Regions from separate parts of the Mus musculus genome. Here regions 1, 2, 4 and 5 are each linked to region 3. A link is a loop called in an ENCODE intact Hi-C map of the cell type or tissue named here. Cell type or tissue: heart. All regions are shown on one strand. Links, peaks and the distances in the headings refer to the core of each region. The heading gives the core; the rest is flanking DNA. Region 1 overlaps Chrna2 (cholinergic receptor, nicotinic, alpha polypeptide 2 (neuronal)). Region 2 holds the start of Ccdc25 (coiled-coil domain containing 25). Region 3 holds the start of Elp3 (elongator acetyltransferase complex subunit 3). Region 4 has its middle 27 kb from the start of Pbk. Region 5 overlaps Ccdc25 (coiled-coil domain containing 25).

Region 1 (5,000 bases), core at 1-5,000, 560 kb before region 3:
ACAGGGTAGTGCAGCGGCCAGCCATGCACTGAGTGGATGCGTTTGTATTTGGTTTCTGTACCTTCTCAGAGCAGTCTATCTCCCTGCCCTGCCCCGCCCCACCCCGCCCCTCTCATAGAGGGACTGCCCAGACAAAGACAAAGCAGATGGAGACCAGCATCTGAGCTCCCCAATTTCCTCACTCTCCCCCACTTAGGTTGAAGAGAGGGGGATGGACCCTGTGGTATTCTGCCATCGGCCAGGAAGTAACCAGAGGACTTCTAGCTAGTGTTTCCCTTTCATGATCAAGTCCAGACTCTTTGGACATGACTGAGGGTGACTGGTCCTTACAAGAAGAAGGGAAAGGGTTGCCCAAGGGCATGCCCTGGGCTTGGATTTTTCCCTGCTAAGCTGGCAGAGTCACCCACGGGGTGGGGAGGGGCTTTCCTCATCCCAACTCACCGAAGAGTCAGCATCCTCAGACCTCAGGTGGTCAGCAATGTAGTGTACACCTTCTAGTGCTTTCTGTATTTGAGGTGACAGCAGGATCTCACTAGCCTGGGATGGAGTCTTGGCCTCAGGCCCCATGGCCCTCAGATGCAGGCTGCCATGGCCATAGAGGACACCCATGGAAGAGTCTGGGAGGCCTGCACACATACATATGTTTTCATCTTCTTCCTCCTCCTCCTCTTCCTCTGTCTCCTCCCTTTCTTCAGCATCCATGTTGGTCTCCAGCCAATGATAAGTGGGGCTGAGCTTCAGACCTGGAGAGCCATGGAGCTCCATGGGCGGCAGGGGCCGATTCATCATCAGCCACCGGGGCACCCGGCCTAGCAGGGCCACCCTCACCCAGTTGGGCATGTTGTGCGTGCTAGGGGAACGGTGGTGGACATTGAGCACGAAGACTGTGATCACAATAGAGAGGGTGACGAAGATCATGGTGAAGAGCAGGTACTCGCCGATGAGTGGGATGACCAGTGAGGTGGATGGGATAATTTCTGTGATGAGCAGCAGGAAGACAGTGAGGGAGAGCAGCACCGAGATGCACAGCGTGATCTTCTCTCCACACTCAGAGGGCAAGTAGAACACGAGCACGGTGAGGCAGGAGATGAGCAGGCACGGGATAATGAGGTTGATGGTGTAGAACAGCGGCAGCCGGCGGATAACGAAGTAGTAGGTGACGTCGGGGTAGATCTCCGCGCAGCAGTCGTACTTCTTGCTGTTATAGGTTCCGGTGGCGTTGATAATGGCCCACTCGCCGCTCTCCCAGTAGTCCTTCAGGTCCACCGTCCGCTCCATCTGCTCCAGGTCGATCTTGGCCTTGTCGTATGTCCAGGAGCCAAACTTCATCTTGCAGTTCTGCTGGTCGAAGGGGAAGAAAGTCACGTCGATGCTGCAGGAGCTCTTGTAGATGGCTGGGGGCACCCAGTGCACAGTGCCCGTGAAGAAGAGGTGGGCCTTGGTCATGTGGGTCACCGCAAACTCCCCGTCTGCACTGGGAAGAGGAGACAAGCTGGGATCCTGCATATCTGCCTCTTCCGTGAAGCAGGGCAACTGAGTAAACAAACTCACTATTGACTGGCTAAGTAGAGTCATCCAAGCAAGGGCAAGATAAATCTCTCCTACAGACAGACGTATCTGAGTTGCCTTTTCAAATACCAGTGTTTTAATTGCAGAAGTAAAAAATTTAAATAAACTAAAAAAAAAAAAAACCACGATTGCCATTTTGATGTCATAATTATATATCTGACTGTCATAAAGACTATTCCTTAATTTTTCATATTTCAAATCATGGGACATTTATAGTCTGATCCTGTTATTATCCATTTAGTATGTTGAAGTTTTTGTGGTTGTTTTATGAGACAGGGATCTTACTATGTGGCCCCAGCTGGCCCCCAACTTGCTGGCTGGATTTAAACTTGTGATCCTCCTGCCTCAGTATCTTGAGTTCTGGAATAACAGGTATTCTCCACCATACCTGACTAGAGTAAAGGTTTTTGAGTGTTTTGATCTCCCTCACGATTAAATGGGAACTCAGTTCCAGAGGAGGAGGATCCTAGATCTTGTACCCAGATCTTTTTCGTTCCTTTCCAGACGAGACTAACATTTTGGCTGGTGAGGAAACTCCCTGTACTCTGTGCATTTAGCACAGTATTTGGGGCCAGTTTCATCTACCAGGGCCTGTACCTGAGGGATGTGAGATGTGGTTCCTGCCCTTGGGGAACCACATGGAAATGAAATATAGTCACATGACATCACCATGCAACTGGGCATTTGGAATGCTTCTGAGATCAGGAGGGACTTCTGGCTGGGCTCAACAGGATTACTGTGAAAGCTTAATTAGTTCTTGACCTGGGAGGTGAGACAAGAGCATAAAAACAGGAAGCCTCACAAGAACAAGGAAGAAATCGGCAGGCAGGACTCCATAGGACTCTGGGTTTCCCTGGGTAGAAATAGTCTTTAAACTCCACCCCCAATTCCTACATTCAACCCAAACCGGTAGTGATAATTTCGGTCATTTCACATAACTACCACTAGATGGCAGCAGGCCCCCATTCGGGGGAAGAGGCCATGTGACTTCACTGACCCTTTGCCTATTAACCTGCAGGAGGGTGTCGTTCACACACCCCTTAAATGCAGCTGTTCTGACTAGCCTTTGTCCTACCAGAAGAACTTGATGCAATCAGGTATTAGCAACCAGCTGTCTTATTGACAATTTAAAAACTCAGATAAATCTGCTGCTGGGACTTTGTTCCTGATCTGTCAGAGAGAACCAGAAACTGGAAGGATCCTAGGTGCCACCTCAGGGCACAGAGATGGGGCCTGGGGAACTCGGGGCATATGACTCCTGCAGAAGCAAACAACAGGTGTTTAAGGCTTAGACCACCAGGGGGTGACTATGCTATCCAAAATTATGTCACATGCCAACCCCCCCCCCCCCACACACACCACCACCAAGAACCTTCCATGCCTATTCATATCTCAAGAAGGTAGCAGTGTCCCCCAGAGACCTGCTTTAGAAAATGTTAGCAAGAGACACTGCCATCATTTAAGTATTAACGTCTGGATTTCTCTGTGAAACCTTACCCAAGCCAAAAAGGAAAGAATAAGTTTTAGTTTCTTTTATGAGAAAGTGTGTGTGTGTGTGTGTGTGTGTGTGTGTGTGTGTGTGTGAGAGAGGGAGAGAGAGAGAGAGAGAGAGATGCCAGTGCACATGAGTATGTGTCTGTGTATATATATGCATGCATGTTTGTGTATGTGTGTATGTATGTATGTATGTATTAGAGAGAGAGTGTGTGCTGGCACACATGTGTGAATAAATGTGTGTATGTGTGTGGTGTGTGCACATGTGTGGGTAGTGCTTGTGCATATTTGAGTGTGTATAGGCCTAAGGCTGCCATCAAGTATCTTTCCTTGACCATGCTCCATCTTTACTTCTTGAGACAGGTCCTCAAGAATCGAAGGCTTGTCTGGCTAAACTGACTGGTCAGTGAACTTCTAGGATCTACCTGTCTCCCCTATCCCCAGTGCTAAAGTGCTCTCTCTCTCTCTCTCTCTCTCTCTCTCTCATACACACACACACTCACAGAAACAGACAGACAGACAGACAGACAGACAGACAGACAGAGCGAGCCAGAGTACCACTCCCAGCTTTTATGTGACCACTGAGGATTCAAACAGATTTTCTTGCTAGCCCAGCAAGAGCTCTTGCTCGCCTAGTTCTCTCCCCTCCCAGATGCACTTTAATTAGTAACTGGCTTCTTACTTGTTGTAGAGAACAATGTCTGGGATCCAGATCATCTCTGAGGGGACGCGGAGGGAGGTGATGTTGCCAAACTCAGCCGGGTCCCAGCGCAGCTTGTAGTCATTCCATTCCTGCTCAGGGGAGTGGTCACATCAGAGCACTGCCCCACCGGGACCTTTAGGTGATCTGAGGAGCTGTGGGACTGTAGCACCCCTGTGTCCCTCTCCTAGCCCCCACAGAATCCACAGAGTCTATGGCACGAGGAAAAGGCTGCTATGGGAATAGGGCAAACCATTTCTGATAAGCAGCCCATTTTGTTCCGACTCTGGTAGTGAAAATCCCAGGCAGCCAGTGCCAGCACACTTGGCCCTCTAGCTGTGCCTCTGGCCCTTGTTCTGATGCTCCCCACTTAGTGAATCTGTTATGCAGTCACTCCTTCTCCAGGCAGGGCTTGCCAGAGACAGCCAGGAGAGTTACCCATGACCTTCCAACTATGCTCTGGAGACCTCCTGATCCAGGGAGTCCCAGCAGGAAGAGGATGCTCTAGGTCCCAACTGTGTTCCACCAGAGCAGGTCCAAGTGCATTTTAAAACCAGATTTTGTTATTGTTTATTTGTTTGTTTCATGCACAAGCTGGCCTCCAACTTACTGTAAAGGTAAAAAACGACCTTAAACATTTGCTTCTTCTCAGCCCCTCTTCCCAGGCTCTGGATGGAGTTCATGAGCCCCATGCCCAGTGCCTGCGGTGTTGGGGAGTCAAACCCAGGCAAGCACTGTATGAAACGGAGCTTTACCCTTTAGTTCCCAATACCGAGCTCTTATTCCCTCTCTGGTATATCCTTTAGGATTTCAGGTTCATATATTTGGGGACACTTACATCAAATGGGGGCATCTGACGGCCATAGGTCTAAGACAGATGAGCCACCCCTTCACAGATGGGGAGAAAGGAGCTTCCAGAGGGTTAATAACTTCTCCAGCATTTCAGGCTAGTCCTGGGCAGCTGCAGAAGGCCTGGTTCCACCACTGTGCCCTTTCCTCTCCTCCTCCACAACCCTGGCATGAGTGACCAGGACAATCGTGGTGATCGAGGATCTAGGACCACACCACCCCCCATGACATGACTGCACACACCTTTTAAAGCTTCCCCCTCACTCTGGTTCCCATTGGTTCATCCATAGAGATGAGGCTCAGACCCTCCAATGACTCCAGAATAAGCAATAGCAGAAGCAATTGGCTCAGAGCAGCCCCTGACCCAAGTAGCTATCACGCATCCAGA
Region 2 (5,983 bases), core at 489-5,488, 240 kb before region 3:
TACCTGCCTGGAATTTCAAAATCAAATGCTTTTGTAAACTTACTTTCATATTTATCCTTTCCCATGTAAATAGTGTAAGTAGATGAATTAACTAAAATAAAACAAAAATAAAAAGACAATTAGTGGGGACCCATTGCATGGCCATGGGCCATACCTGGCTCACCTACCTGCTCTTATGCATCCTCTGAGTTAAGCATAAGATGTATCCTTTTAAATGACTGATAGCAGCAGGCCAAGACTAAACTATAGACTGCATAAGTCTTTTTTTTTTTTTTTTTTTTTTTTTTTTTTTCTAATTTTTCGAGACAGGGTTTCTCTGTGTAGCCCTGGCTGTCCTGGAACTCACTCTGTAGACCAGGCTGGCCTCGAACTCATTAAGTCTTACTGAGCGTAAAACAGTAACTTGTCCCCAAAGATGATGCTTAGCAATGCTTACTGCTGAATAGTTGCTTTCCTCCTTTTCAAGAAAATATCTCTATTTTTAAATTTCTCTTAAGGGATAAAGTTTAATGGCAATTTCCAGCTCAGCCCTATACTTTTGCCTTCTTCAACGATAATGACAATAATGACAACAACAACAACCATTCCCCATAATGAACAACAATCTCTTCTACAAACATTTAAAAACAGATCCCTACACATGGGAGACAGAGGCAGGTGGATCTCTGAGTTTGAGGTCAGCCAGGTTTACAGAGTGCGTTCCAGGACAGCCAGGGCTACACAAAGAAACCCTGTCTCAAAACAACTATATAAAAACGTGTGTCTATGTGTGTGTGCATAGTATATGTAATGAATATAATGTATTCTTAAAACTTAGCTAGCTGGCATTGCTTATATCTCATTGTGCTACGATGGTGGATGCCCTGTTCCACTCAGGGGAACCACAGTTCTCAAACTTCTCCAAACACTGGCTCTAACGCCCTCCAGCTACCTCAAACAAGCTAAATCCTAGTTTTTACATTGAAGTAATGAGCATTTTGTTGCTTAGAAAGCTTTCCTTAATCTTGATTCTAAAGTACAAGATTAGGACTGAAAGAACTAGGTACACACCCTACCAAAACTTGCTGGACCCTAAATGGAGCTAAATTTGTGAGATGGTGTTCAGTCTACAAAGCACAAGACCTGGTAGATAGAAACAGAGTTGGCTGGAGAGTCTGTACCCCTGAGCAGAACACACACAGGGCAGTGATGGTGTTGTATGCCTATAGTCCCAGCATTTGAGTGGGAGAAGGGTCTGGAATTCATGCTGTCCTTAGCTACGGAGGCTGGCTTAGGGCAGTCTGGTCTATCTGAGACTGACAAAAAACAAAAAACAAATAAAAGTTAAGAGACCATACATTCGCTGGGCGGTGGTGGCGCACGCCTTTAATCCCAGCACTCGGGAGGCAGAGGCAAGCGGATTTCTGAGTTCGAGGCCAGCCTGGTCTATATCTATAGAGTGAGTTCCAAGACAGCCAGGGCTACACAGAGAAACCCTGTCTCGAAAAATGCAAGAGAGAGAGAGAGAGAGAGAGAGAGAGAGAGAGAGAGAGAGAGAGGAGGGGTGGAGGGAGGGACCAAGGGACCATACATTTAGAAGGCCAGGGAGTTTCTGCCCCCACCTCCTGGATCACAGGATTCCAGGAGTGGACCACATACTCAGTTTCTGTGGTATTAGAGATCAAACCCCAGACTTCAGGAATACTAGACAAACACTCTAACTCAAACAACTGTCTGTCACTCCAGTTCCAGGGGATCTATCATCCTCTTCTGGCCTTGATAGGCACTAGGCACACAAGTAGTATGTAGATGCGCATGTAGGAAAAATACCTACAGACATAAAATAATTTTTAGAAGTAGCATGGCTACAAAAAAGAAAAACAAACAAACACCTCACACTGAAGGACGCTTCACAAAATAATGCTTCAGTTAAAAGTATCATGAAAGGCTAGGTAGTACATGCCTTTAATCCCGGCACTGGGGAGGCAGAGCAGAGGGTAGCATGAATTCAAAGCCAGCCTGATCTACACTGTGAGTTCTAGGCCAGCCAAGGGCTACATAATGAGATCCTGTCTCAAAAATAAACAAACTAAAAAGTACTAAGAGACAAAACCACCAAACAATAACTCCAGATCTGGGGACCTAGAAAGTAATGCCAACGTCAGGGAGCCTTCAGGCAGGAGAGTCTATGTTTGAAGCAACCTGAGCCACTCACTGTCTCAAGAAGGGGCAAAAATCAACACAGCAGCCAACTGTGTAAGTAGGGCACTATGCTAAGGAGACAAGACAGACTGCCCCTCAAGAGACCTGCCCGGTAGCTCAAGCAGACACCTTTTAATACCACATGAGAGCAGTCCTAAAGGAATGTTAAGGGGGGTCCAGAAAGAAATGCATATTTTATCTTGACGAGGAAACTGGGTCTCACACAGTGTCTTCAAAAAGGCAAGCGCTATTTTAATGGGGTGAGAGTTTAAAATTAGAAATTGATTCTGGACAATATGGGCAGAGAAACTAAGTTGACGCGGCATTTCCTGGAAACCGAAACAGCTCTTTCTGGCCTTCCAAAACCAACCCAGTAGCCTTAGCAGACGTCCACTGGACCATCACCTCTGCCCAGGGAGGGGCTGTACTAACATTCCAGCCCTCCGATTGCTCTCCGCGGCACCCCAGGCCCTCCCTGCGTAGGAGGGCAAGCTACTCTTCCTGCAGGAGACATCTGCTGGCACCTGTCGCACTGGTCAAGCATCGCTCCAAGGTGCGGGCAGAACGCTAGGGCAAAGGCTTGCGACGGGGACGTGGGGGACTAGGCTGGAACGCACACACGTCCAGGAAGCGTTGGCGGGTCTGTCAAGTGGGGACGAGAATGATTACCGGGTATAAAGAAAGCGGGGGCGCATTCCCGCCGCGACCACCGGGGCCAGGGGACGACCAGGCAGCCGAGGGGACGGCCAAGCAGGGAACCAGAAGGCTCTGGGAGAGGTGCCCGCGGAAGGACGCGGTTCAGGACTAAGTCCAAGCCCAGCGCGGCGGCTGGGGAATGCCGGCTTTGGAAGCAGGGGCCCCGGCGTCACTCACCGCTGCTGCTGGTGAAGTAGAACACCATGATCCTGGTAGAAGAGTGGCGACTCCTACTCAAAACGCGAAGCTTGAGATACCGCCGGCGCGAGGGTGAGCCGGCTTCCAGGCTCTCCTCAGGACACTTCCGGCGGACGTGCCGTCGCGTCACAACGCCGTCCTGTCAGCGCCATCTTTAGTCCTGGCGAAGGGAAGGGTGTTGGCGGAAGAGCAGGTGTCCCGGGGATTTTGAGGATTCCGCTCAAGCGTCTGGTTGAAAGAAATTAGCTGGGGAAATACATCTTGTTTGAAGTCATAAAGAAAAAATACTAAGGGCAGACTTTATTTTCAGAGGCTCTACTAAGTGGACACGAGAGTTGGTCATCGCTTTTTATGTCTTCCCACTCAACCCAATATGGGCTCCATGCGTGCAGAAACTGCCTTTTTCATGCATGGTTAAGGGTCCCTGTAACCATTTCCTCAGGAGGCACTCAGTAAGAACCAATTTTTTTAAAAGATTTATTTATTATTATACGTAAGTACACTGTAGCTGTCTTTAGACACACCAGAAGAGGACATCAGATCTCATTACGGACGATAGTGAGCCACCATGTGGTTGCTGGGTTTTGAACTCCGGGCCTTCGGAAGAGCAGTCAGTGCTCTTTCTTACCCACTGAGCCATCTAACCAGCCCCAAGAACCAATTTTTAAATAAACTCATTCTCCCATTACTTGACATAGGTGAGGGTTTTGTTGTGTTTTTTGTTTGTTGACTTGACCAAACTAGTCAGAATAGAGTTAGGTAATGTTCATCAAACCCTATCTAAGCCTGAGATGGCCTCAGCAAGAATACAAGATGGAAGAAATGCTGCACTGTCTTGCCCAGTCAAACAATGAACTAAATTGCATCGAGGACAGAAGGTTCTCAAATGAATTGTTACTGTTACTACCCAGAGACACTCTCCTTTTTTGGGATTCCGAGTAGGGCTATTTTTTGTTCCTTTAAATCTAATGTCTGCTCCTTATTACCTACAAGACTGAACAAATACCAAACTTCTGAAGTTCAGAACCTCTTGCTATAAATTTACAAAATTCCACAGCCTTCCTAGGTTTGACTTGGAAGTTTTTCTTATTTCTGATAAAGAAAAAATATGAGAGTCCATTTCGGGCTGTATCCCTCCAACAAGCTCCAAAAGTCAGACCACACAAAAGGGCTACAGAAAAGGAGTTTTACCGTCCCTGGAGAGCCTAGTCTTTCATAGAGCAGGAAATTCTAGGCAAGTAGAACCTGATGGTAAAAATGTCCCCTCTTTGGCTTTAACTCTCTCAAAAGAAGAAACTAGCCAGAGTCTCCCACTAAGCAGTTTCCACTATTGTTCTAATTCTTTCACTTTACAAAACCCACTATCATTCTGGGTTTCCTGGTGCTGGTCAATGTTGTAGGCTATCCACCAGAGAAGACTGCTCCAACATGGGTTTAAACCAATAGAAAGTCTTTTTTAGTTGGCCGGATACTACACTGGATGTTTGGGATCCCAGTGCAACATTTTCTCAGTCTTTCCTCAGGGTGAGCTTTTAAACACACAAAAAAACATGTTCTGGGTTGACATTCCTCAGTTAACAAGAACTACAGAAGTCAGAAAGCAAGCTTAGTGCATTTAGAGACTTTCCCAGAACTATGGACTCTGATGGATTAGATCTTTGTTTTCATTTTGACAGGTCTATGTGCTGAGTTTTATAGCCTGAATGACACTTTCATCATGGAGTCAGTTCTGTTAAGGTCTGGGCCCTATTACAACAGGAGGCAGAGTTGTAGCAGAGTTTGAAGTAGTGAGGCCTCCGATTCAAAGACATCTTCCTCAACAAAACATACTGTTCTACCATTGCCTAGTAGAAACCTTATTCTACCTTGTAAAAGAGTAGCTGACTCACTCATGATTCCTGCAAATAGCCAATAATATGTTAGCCATTTGTCAATTCATTCCAGCCAGCTTTGTTCTATGAAGAAGGACATCCATCGCTTAGACTTATTTAGAACTAGACATTGAAAGAACCTAGTTGACACGCAAACTTTATATGCCCCAGTACAGGGGAACGCCAGGGCCAAAAAGGGGGAGTGGGTGGGTAGGGGAGTGGGGGTGGGTGGGTATGGGGGACTTTTGGTATAGCATTGGAAATGTAAATGAGCTAAATACCTAATAAAAAATGGAAAAAAAAAAAGAAAGAACCTAGTGGGGAAACCCCGACTCAGCTCCCAATTCAGCGTGCACCCAAGAATCACGAATAGAACACAACACCTTGATGTAACAACACGGGTATTTTAATGGCGGAGCTCCGGTATCTCACACAGGAGACAGTGGCTTGGAAGCTAGGGGTTTTTATAGAAAAGGAGTGGGACTGGGGGAGGAATTGGCGCAGTTTCACATGATTGGTCCATTTAAACATCAGCAGCCTGTTAACATTTAACTTAAGTCAGAGGGGTGGGAGATAGGGAGGCGATGGGCCTGCCCAGGCATGTCCTGGTCTGTTCTGCTATGTTCTCAGCCCCAGGTTTCAAAGCTCACAAACAACTCTTTGGGCTATTTGACATACATTACGTGACTCACAGGTCTCAAGTTTTATTTCCTTTCAACATTTGTCTGAGACTTCTAGACACTAATAACTCCTTAAAAGCCTGTGAGTGTTTTAAGAACATTTCTGCTTGCCAAAAGACACTTGATTGGAGTTGGAGTGCCACAGGCCTTCCCTGTAAATAGTGATTGTGTTCAGGCCTTCGTTTTCATTTTCTGTAAATGAGGAATGATAATACAAACTTCATAGGTTGTGTAAGGAGTACGTGAAATAAAACATGTAAAGGATCCAGCTCAAGAGATTGGGCTCAGCTATTAAGAACACAGACTACTCTTGCAGAGGACCTGAGGTCAATTCCTTGTATCCACATTTGGTGACCT
Region 3 (5,971 bases), core at 972-5,971:
CAGGAGGAAAGGGTTTCTTTGGCTTACACTTTTAGACCACAGTCCAGAATTGAGAAAAGTCAGGGCAGGAGTTCAAGCAGGAAGTAAAGTAGAAACAGCGAAGGGATGCTGTCGACTGGCTTGCTCCCAGGTTCATAGTCAGTTATCTTTCTTATACAGCCAGGCCCATCTGCTTAGAGATGGTACCATGCAGTCGAGCTAGGTCCCCCTCCATCAGTTAGCAATCAAGAAAATGCCCCACAGGCCAATATGATAGAAACAATTCTTCAGTTGAATTTCTTCCAACTGTGTCAAGTTGATAACCAAGATTGGTGATTACATAAACCTACTCCAATGGAGCTGGGTCTCTTCTTCTTCCCCCAAACTGTTCTCATCAAGGTCTCCCAAGGCTCCTGATCAATACAATCTTCATCTTCCTTGACTCATCTACAGTATGTGACACAGTTGATAACTCTCTGCTTCTTAACATATTTCTCTTGGCTTCTAGGTCTCCCACTCTCTGCTGGTTTTCTCCCCACACCCCAGATGTCTGGCCAGTTTTCTTGCTAGTTATTAGTCTTGTCTCTGATCTGATAATCATGGGAGATTCTTTACTTCTTTTACCCTGTTTCACAACTTTAAACTCCACCATACACCTAAAGCTCTCAACTGGGACCTCAAGCACACCTCTCACAGTTTGCCACTCATCAGATCCAAAGCCAGCCCCCCCCACACACACACACTTCATATCAGATAACAACAACTACATTATTCCCCTTCCTTAATCCAAAAGCTGAGATCTCATACTGAGTGTCAAGGTCTCTTTTGTTTTTCCCACACTGAGTGGAAGATTTGTGGAAATCATAAAAAAAAAAATTTCAGAATCTGAACAAGTCTTAGCACTTCCATGGCTTTCCATCCTGATTTGAGACACCTTAATCTCTTGCCTTACTTAGTGGTTCCCAAACTTTGATGACATTGTAGTCTGCTTTGGCAGTATTTTTTTTTTTTCTGTCACTGAGACAAAACACCATGACCAATAGAAACTTGGAGAGGAAAGGGCTTATTTGGCTTCCACATCATAGTTCATTACTGAAGGAAGCCAGAGCAGAAACTCAGAGAAGGAACCTGGAGGCAGGAGCTGATGTAGAAGCCCCTGGCTTGTTCAGCCTGCTTTCTTATAGAACCCAGGACCATCCCCATCCCCAGAAGGCACCTCCCACAATGGACTGGGCCCTCCGACTTCAATCTCTACTTAAGAAAATGCCTTACACTCAGATTTTATGACTGTCTTTTCTCAATTGAGTTACCCTCCCTCCAGATAGCTCTCGTCTATGTGTCAAGTTGACATAAGACCAACCAGCACAGGGCCACAGAGGATTTCTGTCTTATGTGTTGATTCCGAGATACACATTCGACATCAAAATCTACCGAGATGTCAAATAGGGAAGAAGCGGAGGTTGAACTATAAATCTGAGAGTAGAAAGATGATATTTAAAGACCATGGAACTCCAGAATCGCTAGAAAGAGACAGGATCAATAAGACCATTATTAGCTTGAAGTGAGACAGAGATATCTATAAGAGACTGAAATAATAATAATGATTGAAAATTCTAGAGTGGGGGGCCCTTATCTAAAAAAATATTTTCAGGGAAGTTAGTTTTGTTGACAAGAGGGTGGTATTAAGATAATTTGGTACACTGAAAAATCTCAAAGTCTTGACCAGGACAGTTTCAGTGTAGTGGTGACAACCAAGTCAGAGCTACCTCAACTCTACTGGGTAATAAGAAACTTGAAACATCACACCTTCCATTCTTTATTAATATCAAGGATTCTTAATCTTTGGTCCATACACAAAGGAGGTCATGGAAGGGTTTCAAGAAAAAGTTATTCCAAGTCCCATCTCCAGATGTTGCAAAATTTTGTACATGGTGTCTCACCTAGTGTTTTCAAGATTGTCATCAAGAAAAATCAGAGACCCAGGAATCCTCTAGGCTGCAAAGCCTGAAAGATCAAACTGATACTTGCTTCTTGTTTGCTGTCTTTTAGGGAAATCAGAACTTAGCGTTATCACACTGAAGGTTTAATGTTCATGGTATGTGGGATTTCTATCCCATCTCTATGTGTGGTGTATCTGAGCTCCCAAGTCCCCACACAAGGGCTACTCACTTCCAAGATTCTTGAAATAGGCACTTAGACAAGCAACTAAGTGCAAGATAAAGGTCTGGTATCTGTCTTCATTTTGTGCCTGTCTCCTTTATTTTGGCTGAAGGTACAAAGATTAATCGTCCTAAACCTACAAGTCACCTTGAGTCCAGAGAAAACAAAGTCTCAAAGGCTAGACTCCTGCCTATATAAGGACTATTATTCGTCAGGGCTGCACCTTGGAGCACTGAATGATCTCACCTTGTAGGAGCTAAATGGATCTCCGGAAGGGATGCAGCGATAAAGACTTTGACCACCTTGAAAACCAGAACTGAGATAATGATCAACCAGACCACATCTTAACCCAGGACTGTTTAAACATACCTCTTGTCTCCTGCCCTCAATTCTTCCATAACTTAAAAAAAAAAAAAAAAAAAAAAAAAAAAAAGGTATGTCAACACCCCGGGTGTCAGTGGGAGGGCGAATCTGGTCTCCTTTATGTCAACATTGTTGGCTATACTAGCGACAAGTGGCCCAGCCCCTCTTGCAGAAGTTGTCAAAGGCCAGGCTTTTGCTTAAGGAACTCTGGTTACAATTCACTTTCGTCCCAGCTTCTTGGAGAAGCGTCTAAACTGTACTATCGTTACTTCCCAGATCCACCTTTCTGGTCCCCAGGAATTCTCCAATGCCCCACTAAATCACTGTGCACATCCCCTCCCAGTCTCAGAGAGCTGGGAGCTGCCACCTAGACAGGGCGGGGCTCCGCGCTCCGCCTTCTGGGAAGAGCTTTATGGTACAGTCGCTGTGTTTTCACGACAGTCCCGGGCGGCTTTACGGCTGCTAAGTTTCTCCGCCTTCTAAACCGCGGTAACGTGGTGGCATATTGCTACGCCAGCGCAGAGATGAGGCAAAAGAGGAAAGGTGCAAAATACGTGGGACAAGGGCGCAAGGGAGGAAGTGGATTCTCTGAGATCACAGGTTGAAGCTCAATTTTCCATGGGAATTACTGCTTGGTCTGGGCCCGCGGGACCCCGGTTGGCGGGCCTCCCTTCCTATCTGTCCTTTGTAAAACAGCCCCCTTCTCTCTTCCCCTTTGGAAGAGACTACTTGTTGTTTTTTGTGTAGATGGGTAAACGGTACTGCTATTCCAAGATAACTTTCAGAGGAGATAGGTGTTGAGTTGCAGGTTAATTTGCGGTAATTTACTGGACGTGTTTATTTAAGGTGTTTTTGTTTTTTGTTTTTGTTTTTTAAATCTTAAAGTAGGAAAGGCCTCCTTAAGGTAGAGATTGTGCAGTTTGTGCAATAGCTTTACGTGACTTACTTGCATTTATTTTACCTCCGGAGTAGTCTGGAGTAACTGTGCAGTTTTTGGTTTTTTTTTCAACAGGATGAAGTCATTTTTTTTTAAATCTTTTTTTTTTTTTTGCAATAGATTCCATTCTTAACTCTGTACTGCCCTTGAAGAGTTGGTCTGATAATATTACTGTTGGATGTCACAATAATAGCTGGGTATTGAGCCTTTCCCAGTCATTTTGAAGACGTGTTGTCATTTCATGCTCGAAAAAGCTGAGGTTTGGTTAACTTTTCCAGTCAAAGTTTATACTTAGTGTGAGGAGCTGCCTGTGACATCGGAAGCATCAAATGAAAAGTCAGTGCGGTATTGGTCACCGCTCTTGGCACTAACTGGAACTGCCCTTCTAGACATGTTCTATATACTTGTCACATCAAACACAACATGCACTAGATCCGTTTGATCTTACTTTACTGTAACGTGTTTATTCCTAGGCTGGCAATCAGCAAGCCCCAGCCAGCCCGTCTCCCTTGCCCACTCCTCCATGGTCCCCACGTTACGGGCATGAATGTGGCCTAGCTTCGAACATGGGAGCAGGGATTCAAACTGAAGTTTTCATGTGTGTAGATCTGGCTTTTGTTTATCATCTACATTGATTGTATCTTTCTTTTTTTAGCTTTCTGACATATTTGTTATATTGGTAATCTCTCTTTTAAAAAAACTACTTTTTTTTTCTTAAGTTACAGAGTTGAGAATGTATAATTTTTTTCTGTTACGTTTAATGCCTTTGCCTAGTGGCCAGTGTACTGTCTACTTACTGAACCCTGCTCAGGCAACCTGTGGTCAAGTTAGATAGATCTCCTTTCACCAGAATAGGTAGTTCTTATGCCTAGCCTTGTTCCTTCTTGTTGTTCCTTGGTTTACACCCTGACCTTTCTTTAATGATGCTAATTCTCTTTCCTCCATGAAATACTTCTTACTGGTTTGCCCAAGTAGTATTCAGATCTTTTATTTTTGTTAGCCCAGCCTCTTACTCTCTAGATGAAGTCTTATGCAGAAGTTTTTAATGTAGAAAGAAGAAAACAGAGTTGCAGTGGTCTTAATACATATGCATGTGTATGCGCACACACGCATGCATGCACACACACACACACTCACCCAAATAGATGGAGATGTATAGATATGCAAGTTGACAGGGTGATATCTCATCTTCTGTGCTCATCCCGTACCCCAAGTCCACCTCTGTTACATAGCCTCTGAGGCACCTTTGTAGAACTGAGAATGCTGGGAAATCACTAGTCTTTGGCTATCCATAGACTTCTCTCTCATTGTTTGATATGTATTAGCTTTGCCTCATTAAGTTGGTGGAGTACACAGTGCACAATATGGTAAAAAGACCTGAACCTGAGATCTAACCCTGCCCTTTACAATGACATCTGAACTTGCTTTGATCCAGTTTTACATGTATAAAATAGGACGACAATACCAACTTTACAGTGTCATTGTGAGTTTCAAATGGGTGACTTCCATGGTGTTCTTATCCACACTCCTATGATGACTTCTTTCTTTTTCACACCAGCAGGCAGGAGGCGTGTTTGCTGCCATCACCCAAGCTAACACAGCGCACCACTGTTGTCAGCTGGTAAAAGATGGGCTCTCCTGACCCTTGACAAAAAGAGCTGAGATTTTTCTGGCTTGGATGGGTTGCTTATGCTTGGATGAGTCATTTGTGATTGACAGTAGGATGATGTGGCAATCGTGCCAGCATCTCCTGTGTCTGTGGATGAGAGAGCAGGCTGCCAAGACAGGATCATGCAGGTCAGCAGACAGTAGCTTAGAAATGCAGCTAGACCCTTAGATAGGCCAGGCCAGCTAGTACGTACTGTAATCTCAACACTCAAGAGGCTCCTGACTGACACACTTAAAATTTCGTTGCATGTACAAATAAATAATTGTTAAAGAGACTGAATGATGAGACTCTGTGGTTGAAATGTTCTCTGCAGGGGACCTCAGCCCGGCTGAGCTGATGATGCTGACTATAGGAGACGTTATCAAGCAGCTGGTTGAAGCTCATGAGCAGGGGAAAGACGTCGATCTAAATAAGTAAGTGGATCTATAGAAGGGCAGTCTTGCTGTCGTGTCCTTAAGTAAGGGTTGATCTGTCTGTCTGACACAGGGTCTCATTTTGTATCCCAAGCTGGCCTCAAATTCAAGACATTCCTCTTGCCTAAGTTTCCCAAGCCCTGGAATTCCTGGCATGCCCCGCTGTGCCTGGCAGTAGAGCCAGGCTGTTCTGCAAACTGACCTAAAGCTACCTGTTTTCTGTGTAGTGGTTAAGAATTGTAGTTTCCTGCCTTGTCACATGCTTCACGGTGACACAATTGTGCTGAAGCCTCTGACTCTAATTGTCTCTGGCCTTCCTTGGCACTTTCAGTACCCCAGGCACTGTCAGGAGTACACTGCAGGTCACAGAAACCGAAGGAAAGGGGTCCTAGTTAGAATGACCACTCTGATGAAACACTAAAGCAACTTGGGTAGGAAAAGGTTTATTTC
Region 4 (5,983 bases), core at 522-5,521, 190 kb before region 3:
CGGCCAGAGGCCGACTCCAGGAGAAAGTTCTTATCTTCTGCTTCCCCAGTGCAGAGAATTTTCCACTGCCCCATGCCAGATTACACACACAAGCATCACTTCTGCATTCCCCGCTCCCATACCTTAGCCACTTCTTTAAATGGTAATGTTTGTGAGTTCCAGGAGTCTGTGCTTATTTTCCATATTCTGCCAATTAATTGTGGTCTGGAGATAATCCATTCCAAGTCCCTGAGCTATAAAGTATGGCATCAGCTAATCTTTTTTCAAGGTAATTCATTCAAAACCTTGCATCAATTACACCTATTATAGTTTAGTCTTTGAGTTAAAAACCAATAATGTTCTTCTTTTTCCCCACAGCATGGTTACTGGGAGAAACTGTTTGTTTCCTGCTTGGAGACTATGTAGCCCAGGCAGGTCCTTAGCTGGCCTCCAACTCGCAATGATCTGCCTGCCCCTGTCTCCTGAGTGCTGGGATTAAAGGCTTGTACCACTACACATGACTTTTGGAGTAACTATACCACTGCGGAGTGCAGGCTGTCCACAGAACCGAAGTAGATATCCTGGGGAGTGAAAAGGGTCAGGCTTGAAGGAGCCCCATCATCGCTTGGTCAGTGACAGGCAGGAACAGTCTGGGACCTACTTTTCTCTGTTACTGCAGCCAGGTGCAACAGTAAGAAGAACTCACTGTCGCCCCACACCCTCCACTCCTCTTCCCAGCAGTCTACGCTGGGCCACTACCATCTGGAAATTATGAAGTCTGTTTGGAAGCCAGAAACACCTTCCACAGCAACTTAAATGGATTGCTTCCTTAGTCAACAGCACATCCAAAAATAAGAAAACAATTAGGCATTGTACAAACCGCCATTTTTATAGCCAACACTTCCAGCTATCAAATTAACCTGTGATGGCTTCTGACTCACAAACTATTCTGTCAAAGAGTCAATGATGTGGTGTTTACAGAAGGGAAGAGGGGGTCATATGGGCTAGTTTGTGTTTAGATAACATGGCACTAATATGGCTTTCTGATGTGGCTGGATGTAGCCAATGCTAGACATCTGGGATACAAAGCAATGGCTGACACTGAATGTCTGAGGATCCCCCAAAGCAAGCAGTGGTGTACCCTTTTATAAACCTGTGACCTTTTATAAACCTGTTCATGGCAGACACCACTTTGGTGTGATTCTCTATAAATGCAGCCTTGATGTCGGAGGTGAATGCCTCCACCTTTTGTGTTTGTCAGCTAGCCTGTATAGGTATGTATGCCTATCTTGTGACCTGTGTGCCCATCTACCCGTGTATGTACCCAGGTGTCTGCCAGTGTCTGCCTGCCTTGTGGCCAGTGTGCCTGTAACTACAGTTTCCCCTATTTGCTGCTGATTCCTTGGATTCTCTTTAACCTCTGGCTATTTATAACCCTCTTTTGTTCCTGGCTGTGGAGCTTGGACCTCACATGCACTCTCTTGTCTAGCAGTATAGATCTGGGCCAACCATTAAACATATGAGCCAGAAAGTACAGGAGGAGGAGAAGGAGAAGAAGGAGGAGAAGGAGGAGAAGGGAGGGGGAAGGGGATGGGATGGGAGGGGGAGTTCTTTTTATCCTTCTTTCCTGTTGTCTAGGTCTCTTATAACAAAAGACAGATTTACAAAAGGTAAACAAACAGATGTGTACTAACATGTATGTCTCCTACACTTGTGAGAAGAAATCCAGAGGTAAACAGACTCTCAAAGACATAGAGTAGAACTAATTCAGACTTAAAGAGATTGTCAACAGACAACAGACAGCATTGGGGACAGTGCAAGGTGGAAATGCAAACATGTGGGAAGCCAGTTACCTGCTTCATAAAGACTTCTTCATTGCATAGAATACCCCAGTGTGGTGTCCAGGCTGTGAAGGGTCTTAGGTCATCTCATGTGATAATTTAGTCCCTATTTGGTAGAGAAGGAAGGAGGGACGACTTTACAGAGTTCTACCCCACTCTAGGGGAAAGGTAGAAAGATGTCTCCTGTACATTTCTCCTTAATTGTTTTCAGCTTGAAACAGACCTTATATCAAAGTATTATATGTGGGGGATTCATACTCTGACGTTCTTTGAACGCCTTCCTGGGCACTCATGGTTCTCTATTACAGTCAAAGCCATAAAGCTTAGGAAATGAAACACTGAATGCACTTGCTCAGTCTCTGCTCCTCTGTTTGCAGCTTTCCCACCTATAAAACAAGGAGGCCGAGTGATAGACCTCTAGTATCCTTCCTGACTCTATCTAGTATCCTTTCTACCTCTGACAGCCATGAGCTGCAGGGCTTGCTGAGCCTGGCTCCTCCTCAGATGGCCATGGGCAAACAGCAGCAGCAGCCAGGAATTCCTCAGAGATTCACCACAACCAGGTTTGACCCAGTCTTACTGATGAGACAGTATGGTGATCTTCATATACTTAAGACCTGGCTTCAAGTCTGGCAGTGGTGGCACACGCCTTTAATCCCAGCACTTGGGAAGCAGAGGCAGGTGGATTGCTGAGTTTGAGGCCCAGCCTGGTATATAGAGTGAGTTCCAGGACACAGGGCTACACAGAGAAACCCTGTCTCGAAAAACCAAAAAAAAAAAAAAAAAAAAAAAAAAAAAAAAAAAAAGACCTGACTTCAAAATTTGAGGTTGACTCTAGACTTCTTGGAGTAGTTTCTCTTGTCTGCCTGTAGATGTCACCAGAGAGCTGACAGCAGACATGTTGAAGCAGGGGTAAACTTGAAGTTTGATTTGCTCCCAGCTTTTCAGATAATTCTTTTCAGTTTTCTGACCTGATGCCCTGTGAAACTGCAGAGAACTGAGCCCCAACGTGTTTTCTTTAATAAGATATATTTATTTTTTAAATGTACACTGTCACTCTCTTCAGAAACACCAGAAGAGGGCATCAGATCCTATTACAGATGATTGTGAGCCACCATGTGGATGCTGAGAATTGTACTCAGGCCCTCTGGGAGAGCAGTCAGTGCTCTTGACTGCTGAGCCACCTCTCCAGTTCCCAAAGGTTTATTTATTTTATGTATGTGAGCACACTATCACCATCTTCAGACATATCAGAAGAGGGCATTGGATCCTGTTAAAGATGGTTGTGAGCCACCTGTGGTTGCTGGGAATTGAACTCAGGATCTCTGGAAGAGCAGTTAGTGCTCCACCAACATGTTTATTTAAAACCACCCACACTGCAGACATTTAAGTGCCTGCCAATTTAGAACAGAGTTGAACCCAAGGGCCTCTGCGCAACCCACATGGAATAATTTAAAAAAAAAAAAAATCCAGTGTTCTCTTTTTGTTTGTGTGTTTAAAGACAGGGTCTCACCAAGTCTGGGCTGGCTGAAAATAAACTTGAAATTGACCTGAACGTTGTGTTTTATAAAAAAGAAAGAACCAGGATATGTTTGGTAGAAGCAAGGTATGGTGAGGTGGAAGGGGGTGCCTCTGTGGGCCCATGCTGAGACATCCCTTCCCCCTGAGGAGCATGGGATAGAGTTTATTTAGGGCATAAGGTGGGGGGAGAGCGAAAGAGGGGGGGGAGGAAGGGAAAGAGTGAGGGAAGAGAGAGAGAGAGGGAGAAGAGAGAGAGAGAGAGGAGGAACATGTGGAGAGAGTGTGGGGAGGGGGATGGGGAGAGACGGGATAGAGAGGGTAAGTGAGTAAGAGAATAGAATGAGAAAGTAAGATAGAGAAGAGGGGGAAAACAGCTCCTTTTATAGTGAGTCAGGCATACCTGGGTGTTGCCAGGTAACTGTGGGGCGGAGCCTAGAGGGAATGCTAACATTCTGATGCTCCAGACTCCTCCTCCTAGGGACTGGTGGTATTCACCCTCCACCTACAGTGCTTTGCTTGCTGGAGGGCACTGTCGCAACAGGATGACACACCCAGCCCCTCCTTTTATTTATGTTCCAAGTTTAGACAAAATTATGCTGGATGTTCCCACTGTAATAATGACATCTACTGAAATACAACCCGTTCTTCACCTAGAATATTCGTGACGGTATCTGTCGCACTATAGTTTATATTTCTTTACATATTCATTTTATTTTATGTGTGTGGGTGTTTGGACTGCCTTATGGGTGTGCCTGGGACTCAAGACCAGAAGAGGGTGCCAGACTCTTTGGACCAGTAATTGCAGATGGCTGTGAGCCAACATGTGGGTGCTGGGAACTGAACCTGGGTCCTCTACAAGAACAGGAGTGCTCTTAACCACTGAGCCATCCCTCCAGCCCCTGTGTTATTCTTTATTGAACACCAATTCCCCACACTTATAAAAAAGATTACCTCTCCCATAGCCCAGAATCTTCCCTGTTATCCAAACTATTATTCAAGTGCTGCTTCAGAGTTTGTAAGCCACTTTCAAATGACCTCATAACTAAAGGTGCCTAGGATACATTCATTTGTAACAATGGCTGGAAGCCCTTCTTCATCCACGAGTTTGTGGAACCAAGATCGGAATCTCGGTCCTTCGATCCCATATTCCTGTCAAATAAAACTTTATAGGAGACACTGATTTGGACTAAGCCCAACAGTCAAGCCAATATGGAATTTAATCACAGTAGCTGGCCTTTATTTAGTTCATTGCAGGAGGCTCTGTAGCCAATTATCTAATTAAGCTGTAACCAATTAAATTGTCTCTCACAGTTCCATTTTCTATAAACGTCAGATTATGTTGTTGGTTGGAGCTCTCAGAATCTGCTCCGGTTTTGGAAGCAGCCTGATTCTTTAACCATTTTTTTTTTTTTTTTTTTTTGGCTTTTGCGTTTTCTTTTGCTTACTTTTGTTTGGTTTTTCTTGCTCACACTAATTTTGCTAAATGTAATTGGTCACAGGAATTTTCCTTTCAACATTCCATAATCTTTCTATTGTCCCAAAGACCTCCACTAATTATAATAAAATCTCTGCTCTGTAATCGCGCCAAGCTGCAGTTACCCACGACTGAGACGTTTCATGTAGGGATTTAACAGTTTTATTTTTGTCTTAAAATGATTTATTATTATTATTGTTGTTGTTGTTATTGTTAGTGTGTGTGTGTATGTAGACATGTGCATGTCACAGTGTACATTTGGAAGTCAGAGAACAACTTGAGAGAGTCGGTTCTCTCCTTCCACCACGGGATCTGGGGGTTGAACTCCAGTCAAGTTTGGGAGGCAAGCGCTTTTACAGGCTGAGCCACATTGCCAGCCCTCCATCTTTATTTGCTAATATTTTCTTCGGCAGTAACGCAGAAGGTAGGTACTACCATTCCCAAAGATGAGCCCATTGAGTCTGCTATTGGGAAGTTGCTTCCAGGTTTTGAAAGTGATGGTCCAACAACAACAACAAAAATGGTGACGTTTACCTGGAGAGCAAATCATATCCCTAGTTCCCACACACCACCATACTTCTTTCCAGTGCAGAGGGGAATTTTTCCTGTCCCCTTTCTTCTTCCTTCTTCTCTTAGATATTAAATACCTAGTGTCCCACTTGAGAGAGTGCCAACTCTCCGATCTAGTTATGCCTAGGTTGAAGTTTGCGTCTTACTTATGCTCGCATGCAACAAAGGTATCTGCATGCTAGCAAAAACCTATAGATTGTTCTGTTTTTTTAAATTGGTCTGTGTATGGGGGGGGGGAGTTGCTGTGGGGTGTTGTATGCGCACATAGAGTGGGCAGTTTCAGAACAGAGACCGCCAATCATTCTCTGTTTTTTCCCTCTGAGACAGGGTCTCTCATGAGCCTGGCACTAGGCTGGCAGCCAGTATATCCTAGCAACATTTCTGCCTCTGCCCCCGACAGTGCTGGGAGTTCAAGCAGACAAGGCCACACCCTAGATGTTCACGTGGGTCCTGGAGATTTGAACTCGGGTCCTCCTGCTTTGGCAGGACCTACTTTTACCTACTGAGCCATCTGCTGAACCCCTTATTCAGGAATTTTATAAATGTGAGCCCTCACCTATGAATGTTTAACTCCTTCCTTTCCAGACCTAGTCGCTTT
Region 5 (5,983 bases), core at 578-5,577, 250 kb before region 3:
TCTAGGTCGCTATCATCCTGGTGAGTCTCAACCTTAAAAAAAAAAAAAAAATTGAAAAAACTCAAGCTGTAATTTACTAGTGTGGGTTTTAAATTAGAAATCTGTCTAAATAAACTAGAAATTATACCTCTTTAACTTAAAAAAATATTTAAAAGGTATGGTAAACTGACTTTCAAGGTGTATCTGAATATATAACCTTTCCTACTAGGCAGCTAGGTGTCAAATCTGTAGGCTAATATACAACACAGATAAACATAGTAGCTGTAGCTCTAGCACTTGGAAAACAGAGGCAAGAAAGTGAGTTCCAGGAAAGCCTGGAATAGAGTTAAACTCTACCTTGAAAAGAGTAAAAGGGGACATAAAGAGAGGAGGTAACGACCTCACCAAGAAGTACAGACACTGGCATCAAAGAGGCTTTAGCTGGGGATGACAGGGATTCAAAGGCGAGACAAGGAAGCGCTCATGGTGAGGAAGCCTTCAGCATGTGTGTTTCTACGAAGGCAGTGAGTGAGTCAAGCATAAACTTTTGTTATGTTCCAACACTGACGACCTCTTGTTCACAGAACAGGTAAATCACTGTCCTATGGAGGTTGTAGGGCCTTCTGAAGGAAGGCCAGAAATTCCCAGCAGTACAATCTGCCTACATGAGTGAAGGGGCCCTACCTAAGCAGAGTCTAACTTGATGGTACACTTGAGTGCAGAAGCTAGGAACTGTGCCGGTAGGAACTGTGCCTTTCAAATTCCTCATGTTTCTGCCACCTACTGGTTTTCTTTTTTTTTTTTTTTAATACTTTTTATTAGGCATTTTCCTCATTTACATTTCCAATGCTATCCCAAAAGTCCCCCATACCCTCCCACCCACTCCCCTACCCACCCACTCCCACTTTTTGGCCCTGGCATTCCCCTGTACTGGGGCATATAAAGTATCCATGTCCAATGGGCCTCTCTTTCCAGTGATGGCCAACTAGGCCATCTTTTGATACATATGCAGCTAGAGTCAAGAGCTCCGGGGTACTGGTTAGTTCATAATGTTGTTCTACCTATAGGGTTGCAGATCCCTTTAGCTCCTTGGGTACTTTCTCTAGCTCCTCCATTGGGGGCCCTGTGATCCATCCAATAGCTGACTGTGAGCATCCACTTCTGTGTTTGCTAGGCCCCGGCATAGTCTCATAAGAGACAGCTATATCTGGGTCCTTTCAACAAAATCTTGCTAGTGTATGCAATGGTGTCAGCATTTGGAAGCCTACTGGTTTTCAACTCGGACATCAGAATGACAGGAGAACATGCCCATTGGAGCCATGAACTAGAGCCCTTTATAACCAAGTAGATAAAAGTCCGAGATAGTAGCCTACTCAAGGCCATCCACCTTACTGAAAACGGAACCAGCTCTTCTGAAAAGTGGCCGTCCAACCTCACAGTACTGTAAGGAAATCAGTGGGCTGGGGAGCTCACAGCTGGAGAAAAGGTCTGTAGACAGTTACAGCAATGGGCCTGGGGCAGGGAGGGGGGAGCGGGGAGCAGGGAACTGAACAGGGAAGAATGGTGCCCTAAGGTGAGGGAAAATCAACCTCAACATTTAGAAGCTGAGCTGGGCCTGTGAGAGCCTGGGCTGGGCCAATAATAACCAGAGCAGACCTATTCTGTTCCTCATCTGAAAGGTGGACATGGTAGCAACACTGCAGAGGCTGTTGTGAGATTAAATGTATTGACACTTGGCAGTTAAGTACTTGAAACATGTACATTATTGCCATCATCCCCAAATACACTGAGAACTTAGCCAGGAAGCATGATAGCCACTGAAGTGGTAAGACTGGGTTCCAGGACAGAGAATAAGCACTGGAGAATGAACATGGACAAGACCGTAGTAAGAAGCTGAGTTAGGAGCCCGCCCGCACCCTTCTCTTTGGTCAGAGTGAACACTGAAGGGCACAGCGGCTATTCACTCAGAAACCCCATGAACGAAAACAGCATGGAGGCAATGTGTTTAAATTATAGGCAGCAGGTAGATAGATCTCCAAGTCTGAAATCTAAATGAAACAGATATTTGCTACTTACCAAATATCTTCAGGCCAGCCATACTTTATCAGATCTTCATCTACAATAAAATACAAGAGGAGGAAAAAAGAAACTAAGAAAGTTGCTAAGTGGAAATACACCAGGATTTTTATGTTGGTAAGGGGAAAAAAATACTATCACCCCTCTACACACACAAACATATTCTCTCTCTCTCTCATTCTCTCTCTCTCTCTCTCTCTCTCTCTCTCTCTCTCTTTCTCTCTCTTTCTCTCTCTCTCTCTTCCTTGATGAAGAAAACAGTGGTGGGGACTTGGAAGCTTGACAAAAAAAGAAAGAATACAGCTTTTACAGTCAGACAATATACTTAAGATATTGATACTTAAAAAGATAAAGATATACAGAGGATATACTTAAGGATATTTCAAACAAAGTCTAAAAGGAAAGGAAAGATCACGAATGAGATGAAGCAGCAGCAGACAGATGTGAAAGAGTGAGAAGGAATTACTCTGGGAGGTAGGGAGTGGATCTCAAGCCTTGGGAGGGATGAAGAGGAACAAGCTTCTGAGGGTGGGGAACGACTGTGTGTGTGTACTGTATGATCTGATATTTTAAGTTATACGTGGCAGGTAAGCCATTAAAGGTAAAGTCAATTAACAACTGCGAGGAAAGCATGTGATTCCGATGTGATGGCTTTAAACGTACCTAAGAAAGGACAGCCTTAGGGCTAAGCTATACACAACCCTTTGGAGAGGACACTGTTGGCACTAGCTGACACCGGAAGCTTTCTGCTAGACATTAGAAATTTACTATGGAAAGTGGGAAACTGAACAAATCACCAAAAAAAGTAAAAGAAAATACTAATGGTGAAACTAATGGTAAGTGTGCTATGAATGGCTGAGGCCACCTGCTGGCTATGAAGAGAACAGACCTGCCAAGAGTTCGGCAAATACACTACTTAAAAATTCCATTTATGTTGTATCCAGTGTGGAGCTTACTTGGAAACTGCCTGGCTACTGGAAATAAATGGGTGAAGCCAAGAATATTTCCAAAAGGGGACTTTAAAATGCAGCTTCCTTTCATATAAGGCTAATTTGGAGGGGCTGACAACTCCATTCAACTCTAAGTCTCCTGATGGGCAAGTGTTCCATATATACAGACACAATGGCACAAAACACCAGAGGGCTCTAGACGTCTAGACTCACAAATGGACTCTGCATCTAGGGGTGTGTCTCTAGGCATAAATTCTACCACAAATGTGAAGGCTTCTCAACTCAGTGCCTCAAACCGCCCCTCCTACAGCATGTGCTAGTATGTAATGTGGTAACAACTGCATTTTGTCCACATTTTAAAACAGGTTTTATATTTCAGAGCAGTTTTAGGTTCACAACAAAGTCAGTACATGCTACTTTTTGTGTCTGGATGCCAGAATGCAGCAAAACCGCCACCTACATCTTCCTAACAGAGGCTGGAATGAGGCCTCCCTCCATAAAGAGGAGACAACCACAGAAGGAAAACAGAGACAGGCGGAAATGTCAGAAGCACCACTAGTCCACCCATGTGAACCAGAACAGCGCCGGCCTTTAAGAAATATGTAAAGCTCCCCCCCGCCCCCCCCCCCCCACACACCCGCCCAGTTATAGTGTGCAAAACCTGCATCACTCAGGAAGCAGCCTGGCTCTAAGTGCTTCCCAGTGGCTGTGGTCTCATGCTCTTCCACTGTGATGTAGTAGAAAGAAAACCACATTTGGCAGCCTTGGCATCTGCTTTCATATCCATTCTAAGTAACTATGGCTCTTGTAGCAGTGGCTTACTATTCAGTGTAGAACATGAAACAGCCTCCTTTTCTCCAGGACCAGTGTTATCATGGGCTACAAGGAGAAACTAAAACTTAAGTATTAGTATAACATGGATGACTTACCATTAGGTCACACCTAAGTCAACGCCATACACCCATTACAATGAAAGACTGCTTCAAAGTGTGGGCTACTCTATCTTGCTGTGATTTGTTGTTTCTCACTTCATAATGGCAGTCTTGATCTTACCAGTTCTGCTTTATAGCACCCATTTTGGACTTGTTTATATCATTACTGTTAAGAATCTCTTACTGAAGATGGTATGTGTGTCTCTTTTAATGCATATAAACTATCAAATTCTAACTGTTGTCAATGTCAAGCTGTACCAAACTAGATTGTGATAGTTTTAGAAAGAAATGGGAAAAGCAGATAAGGAATATCAAAAGATTACACACAGACAACAGTGTGACCAGCTAGCTCTCAGACGGACCCCGGGGAATGTTCCCAGAGAAGCAAGGTGGGGAGTGGTATCTGGGAGCTTAAGAAGTTCCAGGGATTCTACCCACCAGCTAAGAGTGCTCCTATGGGGTGGGCACTGTGTGATGGTTTGTATGCTTGGCCCAGAGAGTGGTGCTGTTGAGAGGTACAGCCTTGCTGAAGTAGGTATGTCACTGAGTGTGGGCTTTAATACTCTAGTCCAAGCTGCCAGGAATACTGCTAGTGGAAGCCAGTATTCCACTAGCTGCCTTCAGATGAAGATGTAAAACTCTCAACGTTGCCTGCACCATGCCTTCCTAGGTGCTGCCCTACTCACACCTTGATGATAATGGACTGAACCTCTGAACCTGTAAGCTAACCCAATTAAATGTTGTCCTTTATAAGACTTGCTTTGGTCATGGTGTCTGTTCACAGCAGTAAAGCCCTAAGACAGAAGTTGTTACCAGGGACTAGGGTATTGCTGTGGTAGGCCTGACCATGCTTTTGTCTGGAGGAATGTGGACTTGGGGAAAGCAGTGGAATGCTTTAAATGAGGCTTAATGGACTCTCCTAGTAAGAATATGAAACACTTTGTTGCTGAGATGGATTTGAACTGTGCAGACCTGGCCCAAGAGGGTTCAGTGGAGAAGAATTTCAGTATGTGGCCTAGAGAGTGTTTTTGTGGTATTTTGATGAAGAATGTGGCTGCTTTTTGCCCTTGTCTGAAGAGTCTACCTGAGTCTAAGGTAAAGATATTTATATTAATTGCATTGACAATGGAACCCTCAAAAAAAAAAAGCCCAGCAGAGACTTGATCTCTGGTTCAGTCTCATGAAGAGTGTTCTGAACAAGCATAGCAAGCATAGAAGGAAAAATATAAAATATATGGTTCGAGTATTAAAGGGGCAAAAGAAGTGAAATGGAGCTAAATCCTGTGTTCTAGGAGATAACAGATTAAGGGATTTCAGGGCAAGATCCCATCCAGCTAAATTTAGATCCAAGCATCTTGGTACACACCTTTAATCCCAGAAGACAAAACCAAACAGTGCAAGGCCAGCCTGGGACAAAGCATGTTCTAGAAGAAAAGCTTAAATCCAGTCGTGGTGGTACAAGCCTTTAATCCCAACATTACAGGAGACAGATCCATGAAGATCTCTGAGTTCAAGGTCAATCTATAGAGCAAGTTCCAGGAAAGCCACACTTAGGCAGTGAGGGAGTTGTAACAGAATAAGGGGGTGGGGTGGGGTGGGAGCATGTTCCAGCCCCAGCAGGGAGTAGAACATGGCAGCTTCAGCCATGTGACTCTGGCTGGAAAAACAGAAGGGACTACTGGGACAATTGATGCTGGTTAGCTGAAGCTAAGAAATTAGCAGTGATTAAGAGACCAGCATCCTGAGCTGAAATCTTCTGGGAAGTGTTTTCTGAAAGCACAAAGAAACTGTGTTCCAGAGAGAGCCAAGGTTGTACATTGTGCTGCAGCTGTACTTGGTAATGGGTAAGAGTCACCCAAGTGGTAGTGGTTTTAAAGGCATGAAAGGGGTCATGAACAGCAGCTGAGGCTTAGCACTGTGAGAGGCCACGGAAGGCCACTGGTAAAGGTGCAGCCTCAGTTGCAGTTGATGCCCAGGACTGAAAGAGTCATGCAAAGGATTTGAAGCTTGGCACCATGAAGAGAGCCTATGAGAGGCTACTGGTCA

The links. Hi-C counts contacts between places; a loop is a spot of excess contacts. Peaks named below come from ENCODE experiments on the same cell type or tissue, not always from the same donor. Only the 100,000 strongest peaks of a DNase experiment are listed, where the experiment ranks them.
Region 1: a loop joins it to region 3, with 6 times the contacts of the local background. A loop is called at or near these places in 7 of 42 quality-filtered maps.
Region 2: a loop joins it to region 3, with 3 times the contacts of the local background. A loop is called at or near these places in 12 of 42 quality-filtered maps.
Region 4: it touches region 3 in a loop (3-fold over the local background); 14 of 42 quality-filtered maps call a loop at or near these places.
Region 5: it touches region 3 in a loop (3-fold over the local background); 10 of 42 quality-filtered maps call a loop at or near these places.

The regions. Positions count from the first base shown.
Region 1 is chr14:66,145,261-66,150,260 of GRCm38, reverse strand. It overlaps Chrna2 (cholinergic receptor, nicotinic, alpha polypeptide 2 (neuronal)), which reads right to left. Exons shown (of 7, transcript NM_144803.2): 5 at 3,746-3,855; 6 at 442-1,474. Among named protein-coding and RNA genes, the nearest start is that of Chrna2, 6.8 kb to the right of the region's middle. In heart, for the core only: a CTCF peak has its summit at 2,523 (motif pointing right); DNase peaks (open chromatin) are centred at 2,550 and 4,170; H3K27ac peaks cover 250 bases; H3K27me3 peaks cover 341 bases.
Region 2 is chr14:65,834,556-65,840,538 of GRCm38, reverse strand. It overlaps Ccdc25 (coiled-coil domain containing 25), which reads right to left and starts at 3,237. Exons shown (of 9, transcript NM_145944.5): 1 at 3,055-3,237; 2 at 44-91. The coding sequence starts at 3,082. In heart, for the core only: a CTCF peak has its summit at 3,350; DNase peaks (open chromatin) are centred at 2,948 and 3,218; H3K4me3 peaks cover 1,780 bases; H3K27ac peaks cover 1,441 bases.
Region 3 is chr14:65,590,056-65,596,026 of GRCm38, reverse strand. It overlaps Elp3 (elongator acetyltransferase complex subunit 3), which reads left to right and starts at 2,915. Exons shown (of 15, transcript NM_001253812.1): 1 at 2,915-3,102; 2 at 5,422-5,521. The coding sequence starts at 3,027. It also overlaps a transcript of Nuggc not described here. In heart, for the core only: no CTCF peak of the experiment used is centred there; a DNase peak (open chromatin) is centred at 2,906; H3K4me3 peaks cover 1,671 bases; H3K27ac peaks cover 1,109 bases.
Region 4 is chr14:65,775,799-65,781,781 of GRCm38, reverse strand. No RefSeq gene overlaps it. Among named protein-coding and RNA genes, the nearest start is that of Pbk, 27 kb to the left of the region's middle. In heart, for the core only: a CTCF peak has its summit at 2,699 (motif pointing right); no DNase peak of the experiment used is centred there; H3K27ac peaks cover 1,188 bases.
Region 5 is chr14:65,842,408-65,848,390 of GRCm38, reverse strand. Ccdc25 (coiled-coil domain containing 25) reads right to left here. Exons shown (of 9, transcript NM_145944.5): 3 at 2,056-2,095. Among named protein-coding and RNA genes, the nearest start is that of Ccdc25, 8.1 kb to the right of the region's middle. In heart, for the core only: a CTCF peak has its summit at 2,925 (motif pointing left); no DNase peak of the experiment used is centred there.